Regions from separate parts of the Homo sapiens genome. Here region 2 is linked to region 1. A link is a contact called in ENCODE Hi-C or POLR2A ChIA-PET data. All regions are on one chromosome and are shown on one strand. Each heading gives the region's core, a stretch centred on a gene start or an enhancer-like site at or near the end of the contact. The rest is flanking DNA. Distances are from core to core; before and after follow the strand shown. Region 1 overlaps CMTM8 (CKLF like MARVEL transmembrane domain containing 8). Region 2 overlaps CMTM7 (CKLF like MARVEL transmembrane domain containing 7).

Evidence for each region. A loop is a pair of places that touch in the nucleus more often than their neighbours do. ChIA-PET counts read pairs that join two places held with the same protein, here RNA polymerase II (POLR2A).
Region 2: a loop to region 1 is called in a map of HepG2, with 7 times the contacts of the local background. The contact joins two enhancer-like sites. A Hi-C loop is called at or near these places in 1 of 168 maps with a recorded cell type or tissue (HepG2). POLR2A ChIA-PET finds 5 or more read pairs at or near these places in 5 of 52 experiments (AG04449, GM12878, Panc1 and 2 more).

The regions. Positions count from the first base shown.
Region 1 is chr3:32,346,154-32,349,953 of GRCh38, reverse strand. All of the region lies in intron 1 of CMTM8 (CKLF like MARVEL transmembrane domain containing 8), which reads right to left. Among named protein-coding and RNA genes, the nearest start is that of CMTM7, 44 kb to the left of the region's middle. Within about 2 kb of position 2,538, at least 3 of the 41 ENCODE cell types and tissues checked have a DNase peak (open chromatin) inside an H3K27ac peak, as active enhancers do.
Region 2 is chr3:32,419,888-32,423,381 of GRCh38, reverse strand. The region is part of intron 1 of CMTM7 (CKLF like MARVEL transmembrane domain containing 7); the gene reads right to left. Among named protein-coding and RNA genes, the nearest start is that of CMTM7, 30 kb to the right of the region's middle. RefSeq lists enhancers at 2,952-3,031, 3,122-3,191, 3,252-3,311, 2,543-3,494. Within about 2 kb of position 1,297, at least 34 of the 41 ENCODE cell types and tissues checked have a DNase peak (open chromatin) inside an H3K27ac peak, as active enhancers do.

The DNA.
Region 1 (3,800 bases), core at 1,289-3,788:
TCACTGCAACCTCCGTCTCCCAGGTTCAAGTGATTCTCCTGCCTCAGCCTCCTGAGTAGCTGGGATTACAAGCGTGCGCCACCACACCCAGCTAATTTTTGTATTTTTAGTAGAGATGGGGTTTCACCATGTTGGCCAGGCTGGTCTCGAACTCCTGACCTCCAGTGATCTGCCTGCCTTGGCCTCCTAAAGTGCTGGGATTACAGGTGTGAGCCACCGGGCCTGGCCTGGCCAATAAAATTATTGATCTGGAGTGCTGCCCTGTGCACTGTACACTGTAGGATGTGTATAGCAGCTTCCCTGTCCTCTACGTACTTGATGCCAGCAGCTGTGCTCCACCTCCCCACTCTTAATGGCAATCAAAAATGTCTCTGGATATTGCCAATTGTTCTCTGGGAGGCAAAATTACTTCTGATTGAGAAACACTGTAAATAAGGTAAAACGAAACAGTCTCTGGATTGAGGCGCACAGTTGAAGGTCTGAACATTATAGTGGAAACAAAGGCCTTAAATGACTAAGTATTCAGTATGAAGACTTCCTCATCTGTCCAATCCCTAACCTTTCCCTCTGCTTGGTTCTAAGAATACTGGCAGCCAGGTCTTCATTAGCATAAGAAAAAAGACAAAGATACTGACTTTGGGGATTCCCCAACACACAGCCCAGCCAGGTCAATCTTCAATGAAGTTCAAGGTTCATAAGCCCCATCCACATGCTCAGAGCATCCAGAGAGCTTTGCACTCTTAAAGCATAGGCAGATAACCAAGATTATTGGATCTATGAAGAAAGCAAAGCCTATATAACAGGGCAGAGAGCAAAAACCAAAAAACAAACTGGAAGAAAGTAACTTTGAAGGGGTAGAAGAAAACATTTCCCACCCCAAAATCATCAGTATCTTAGAGAGAAAAGATATTACAAAAGTGATAAAGAAACAGGAGGTTGCAAGAAGGACATAAAAATAGTCCTTCAAAACAAAAATAGTTTTTTAAATTAAAAATGGAATAGTAGAAATTAAAAATCAATAGAAATGCTGCATGATAAAATCGAGAAAACCTAGAAAAGATAAAAACAACGAAAAGAAAAAAACAGGTGAGATAAAGTAAAAAAGTTAGAGGATGGGTTCAGAAGGTCAAACATCTGATTAGTAGGTTCCAGGGGCCAGAAGAGGTGGCTCATGTCTGTAATCACAGCACTTTGGGAGGCCGAGGTGGATGGACTGCTTGAGCCCAGGAGTTCAAAACCAGCCTGGGTAACATGGCAAAACCCCATCTCTACCAAAAAAATACAAAAATTAGCTGGGTGTGATGGCACGTGCCTGTAGTCCTAGCTACTTGGGAGGCTGAGGTAGGAGGATTGCTTGAGCCTAGGAGGTCAAGGCTGTAGTGAGCTGAGATCAGAGTCAGATCTTGTCTCCAAAAAAAAAAAAAGTTCCAGGAAGAGAGAGTGAAGAAAATGGAGGGAAAGAAATCAGCTACTCAAGAAAACTCAAATCAGATAACTCAAGAAAACTCAGAATTTCTGGATGTGAATTTCTACATAAAAGGACTCCTCTAAGTACCCAGCACAGTGGATGAAATAGACCCAAATCAAGGTACATCATGAAGTTTCAGATCATCAGGTACAAAGAGAAGGTTCTTTAAACCACCAGAGAACAAACAGGTTGCCTAATAAAAGAGGCAGAAACAAGAATGGTTTTTAATCTTTTCTAAAAGTAAATAGAATGTTAGAAGACAATGACCAATGATTTCAAATTACTGAAAGAAAATTATTTTTGATCTAGAAATTACTTGGCAAAAATTATCAATGAAGGGCAAGTGGAGAATATATTTTTTTCAGATATGTAATATCTGAAAAATTTACCTTCCATGCACCCTTTCTTAGGAATCTACTGAAGGACATGACTCACCAAAAGGAGAGCATAAACTTTAAAAAAGGCAACATGGAATAAACCAACAAGAGAACTACAGAGAGAGGTGAAGGTCATCCCCAGGATGAAGGGAAATCCAAGCATGACAGATGCCTCAGACATAGAAGGTAACCAGACTGGAACAGAGTGACTCGAAAGACAGCCAAACCACGTTAAAGGCTCTCATCACCATGCCTGATGTCATTTTACTTTCTTTTTATCGATTGAAGCTGTTAGGGAACTTCTCCATCACAATGTGGGAGGAAAGCAAGAAAGAGGACAATAAGGAAGATAAGAAAACAAGGAATTCAACCCAACAGAAAGGCAAAAGGAATTCCACAGATGACAGTGAAGGGAGGGCCCCAGGAGAAATACATCCAAGATAAAAATGGGAACTCTGATTATGTGACGTGATTGGCCTTGTGGGAAACTTCACTGAGAGGCAATTGGAAAAAATGTGAGACAAAATTAGCTACAAAGCCCGGCCCTTGAGAGTACTGAGGCCCCAAGCCCCCCAGCACTTGTGTGTAAAGCCCCCGTCCCTGCCCCCTCCAAGCCCTGCCCGGCTGGACCTAACTTATTTTATTGTCACAGTTGAGTGCTGTGCCGGGGGGTGGCCAAAGTACAGCCCACAATAGGCCTGTAAATAGTCCAGCCCCGTCAGCGTGTGCTGGTCCAGCCAGCCAGCTGCAGGCGAGTTGTTTCTAGAAACAGAGTGTCTATAAAGAGAGAACTAACGCCAAAAAAAAAAAACCTAAGCAAAAAAAACCAAAAACCAAAAAACAAAACAAAACAAACCCACTCTATTATTAACCTTAGTAAAAATCAAAAGAAATCATTGTTCACTACAACACTCAGCTCTAAATAATATTTATGTAAGGATAATAAACACAGAATATTGACTTAAATCATAAACGAATAGGCTGAGCACAGTGGCTCATACCTTGGAATCCCAGCACTTTGGATGGCTGAGGCGGGAGGATTGCTTGAGCCCAGGAGTTCAAGACTAGCCTGGGCAACATAGGAAGACTCTGTCTCTACATTAAGTAAATAAGCAAGCAAGCAAGCCAGGCATGGTGGTGCATGCCTATAGTCCCAGCTACTCAGGAGCCTGAGGTGGGAGGGTTGCTTGAGCCCAGGAGGTTGAGGTTGCAATGAGCTGTGATTGTGCCACTGCATTCTAGCTTGGATGACAGAGTGAGACCCTGTCTCAAAAAAAGAAAAAAAAAAAAAAAAGAATTATAACATGGAGAAAGGAAGCTTCAATCATGTAGATGGTGCCACAGACCAAACGTGTGCTTCCCAAATCCATATGTTGAACCCCTAAATCCCAGTGTGATGGTATCAGGACGTAGGGCCTTTGGTAGGTAATAAGGTTTAGATGCAGTCTAAACCTCTCATGATGAGATTAGTACCCTTATAAAAAGGGACACCAAGAGAGCTTCCTCTCATGCTTTCTCCACTGATATGCACCAGAGTGAGGCCATGTAAAGACACAGCAAGAAGGTGGCTGTCTGCAACCAAAGGAGAGAGCCCTCACCAGACACCTACCCTGCTGTCCCCTTAATCTTGGACTTTGTCTACAGCATTATGAGAAATAAATTCCTGTTGTTTAAGCCACCCAGTCTATGGTATTTTGTTATGGCAGCCCAAGCTAAGAGAGAAGGTAACAAGAAGTGACTAGTTAACATGTAGAATTGAATCAGAAGATGACAGCTCACATATTATTTATAACTATAGATACGGGTAAAGCCGGAGTAGCTGTCTCTGAGGAGAAACATGGGGAGTTATGGGAGTAAGAACTTCTGTTTTTCACAAGCCTTTTGGGTCTACAGGTATTTGACCACCCTACTGATGTCAGCTGATTTCTAGAATTTTCTTTTCTTTTCTTTTTTTG
Region 2 (3,494 bases), core at 48-2,547, 75 kb before region 1:
GAGTTCTACCAGCAAATATATCTACATATTGATTTTTCTTAAAATGAAATGTGGCCACTCTTCAGTGCCACAGCAAAGGTAGGTCCTTTTGAGTTTGGTGTGCTCATACCACCCAATGTGTGCTTTGTGACAATGCAATTATCTGACCACTTTTCTCTACTCGAGCTACTAGCCTGCTGGCCTCAGAAGGATGAGAGGCACGTGGACAGTGCTGTCACTGCAGTTACCCCAGGAGAAGCCAGCCCAGATCAGATGACAGCAGCCAACCCCCAGCCACAGAAGCAAGCCTAATTTATAATGAGCAGAGCCAATCCCCAGCTGACCTCAGTCATGTCAGCAATGAACTTTTATTGCTGTATGCCACTGAGGTTTTGTGCCTACAGTTATGATGGCTGGACTTATGATAGTTCAACTTATGATTTTTCAACTTTACAATGGTATGGAAGTGATATACATTCAGTAGAACATCAATAAATTACTTGGGTTATTCAACACTTTATTACCAAATAGGCTTTGTACTAAATGATTTTGCCAAACTGTAGGCTAATGTAAGTGTTCTGGGCATGTTTCAGGTGGGCCAGGCTAAGCTATAATGTTTGGTAGGTTGAGGGTATTAAATGCGTTTTTGACTTAACAGTACTTTCAACTTGCAATGGATTTCTCAGGAGTAACCTCACCATAAGTTGAGAAGTGTCTGTATTTGTTATCTAGCAAAAGCTAACTGATACATCTGTTTTCAGAATTTTCCTGGTTTCCCAGTCAGGCAACCCTAGCTTTTAAAAAGGAAAGGAGAATGAAGTTATTCATTCAAGGATTATCTACTGATGGCCAAATACACGTCCAGCTCTGTGCTTGGCATTAGGGCTACGAGACGGCACTGGTTGCCATTTTGCCAAAGATAATCCTAAGGAACCTTGACACAGAAGAAATAGTTCTGCTGCTGAGTACTTTTGCCACTATCCTGGGGAAATAAATATTTGGAGAAGCTGTGGGGCCAGTCCCAGCAGGAGGCCTGGCACCCAGCCCTGGGCCCGTGCCAGAAGTGAGTGCCTGTTGAGTTTCACAATGTGGGTGTAGGCCGCCTTGATTAAAACCCCAGGCAGCACAATGCCAAATAAGTGCCAGCCTGGGGAAGAAGAAATTAGTCTGGGATAAAAAACGACAAAACAAGAATAGAAAAGCCATTAAGGGATTTGTAAGCATGTGTCACGGATGAAAAATCACTATTGTTGAGAACGTGTGATCATCACGTTGTGCCCTGTGGGGCCTGGGGAAGGAAGTATGAGTGTTAGCCAAAGGCTTGCCTTCCATCAGAGGAAGGAAGGCCAAACAGGAGCAATAAAGCATGGCTAGCAACCCCCACAGGTCAGACAGTCACTCAACACAGACAGTAGGGGCTAGTTCACCCCGTTGGGCCTCAGTTTCCTCATCTTTGGCATGAGGGATAATAATCAAATATACTACAAAGAGTTAATGAGTTAATACAAGGATTAAATGAACTAATTCAGGCAAAATATTTAGAACAGCCTGGTACTGCTCCAGTAAATGCTCAACAAATGTTAGGTATTAAAACTTCTTTCAGAAGTTTCTTGGGAGGAACAAATAGGATAATGTTTGAGGTCTTGGCACAAAGTAGCACAAAAATGATGATTCCTCTAAGTGCAGTGTGTTGTCACCAGGAGATGAGCAAGATATGAGGACAGCTTAGACACGGACCCTGTCCTAAAGGGTAAGGAGCTTAAGATCCAGACACAAGTAACGACAACAAAACAGGGGATAAATACCACCAGAGAGCTACAATTTGTGAGGAATAGAGGAAGGAGAAGGTCAGGCATGTCCCGTATGAAGAGCAGACATGGCCCTGGTGTGGACTCCACAAAAGCATTCCAACACACAGAGAAGGGGAATCAGAGGCTTCTGGCAGTGGGAACACAGCCACAGAAGGCATAGGGGTGGGAAAGCACAAGAGTATATTTGGGAACAAGAGGGTTGTTGTCCATGTTAGGCAAACTGCACAGGTATGTGAAGAGGTGTGATGGGAAGCAAAGCTGGCGGGATGGGGTGGGGATCAGATTCCAGGCTGAGGAAGTAGATATGCTAGGTGGGCGATGGGGAGCCAGTGAAGGTTATTGAGCAGAGAAGAGCCACAGCAGAATTGTTCTTCAGGAAAATGAATCTAGTAGCAGGTGGACTGGAGATGGGAGAGAAAAGACACAGAAGTCAGTTTGTAGGAGGCTGTGTCAGTTCTAGCAAGGCAATGGGGACTGAAATCAGAATAGTGGCCAGAAGAAAAGGGAGAGGAGCTGGGTGGGAGAGGAGGGCAGCAGGTGGCAGGAATGTCCCAGGGAGCCTCCAGGGACCCAGGCTGCACGGTGAGGTGGGGAGCAGGGTCGCCTCCAGTGGGAGGGTCCAGACAGCCGGTGAGACCAACAAAAAAACTTCCCTGGCTGGCTTGGCTGCCTCAGATTGTTGACAACATGGTCAAGCGATTCCGTCTGTGCAAACTCTGCCATAAACTAAACCGCTGAGTCAAGCAAGCAGGCAGCAGGCCTTGCCACTTCTGCAGGCCATTAGCTGGCCCCCTCTCCTGCCCCCAGACCCAGTTCTGAGGAACAACTCCCCAGAGAGGGCCTCTCCCACCTGCTCTCTGGCCGCTGCATTTTTTAGGGAACAAAAAGCCAGCTGTGGTAAACCGCCCTTCAGTCAGGCAGACAGTGGGACTATGGCGTGGACACCTTGCCCCTTTCTTCCTCCTCCAGCCTTTTCAACCGTGTCCCCAGTTCAAAGGCATGATCATTGTGACCTGCAGGCCCAGGTACAGCTGAAGTCATTTCAGAAGGCTGGCGTAGAGTCAGCCCTCCCCTGCTGCCTGCATTCTCCTTTGCTTTCTCACTTTTGAGTCATCTGAGTGCCAAGTGAAAACAAAGACCTCCCTTCAGAAAGTTCCCCACCTCATTGGGCTTCACTTTTTAAAAATAACCTGTTAGGCTGGAACCTGGCCACTCCCTACATTTCCCCTCACCCGGCCTGCGGGGTCATTCTCAGGCCTCCTTGCCACTGCAAAAGCCTCCTGGTGGAAAGACAAAGAAGGCCTTTCAGTCCCCATGAAGCAGGCTCTGCTTCTGCCCTGATCTGGATGCATCTGGAGGAAACAGGGAGGCCACAAAGAGACATGGACGAAAGGTTCATCCTCAACAATACCTCCTCTCATGTGCCTGCTAATGGAGAACTAGACTGCTCAGATAAACACAAATAAACTGTTCTTCTAAGGTGACAACAGGGACCCAGCACTTGGTAGGACCTCAATAATGTGACGCAAATCAATTTGAATCTAGCTACTGGACTCAAATACTTCTTCCTACATCCTGTTCCTGAATTGAGCTGCATAACTTCAAGTTTTTCTAACATGTAGGCAAAAAGGAGAAACAGATAAACCCAAAAGAACACCAACCACACAGAGAGGAAAGAGAGACCAGGATTCAGAATAACCCACA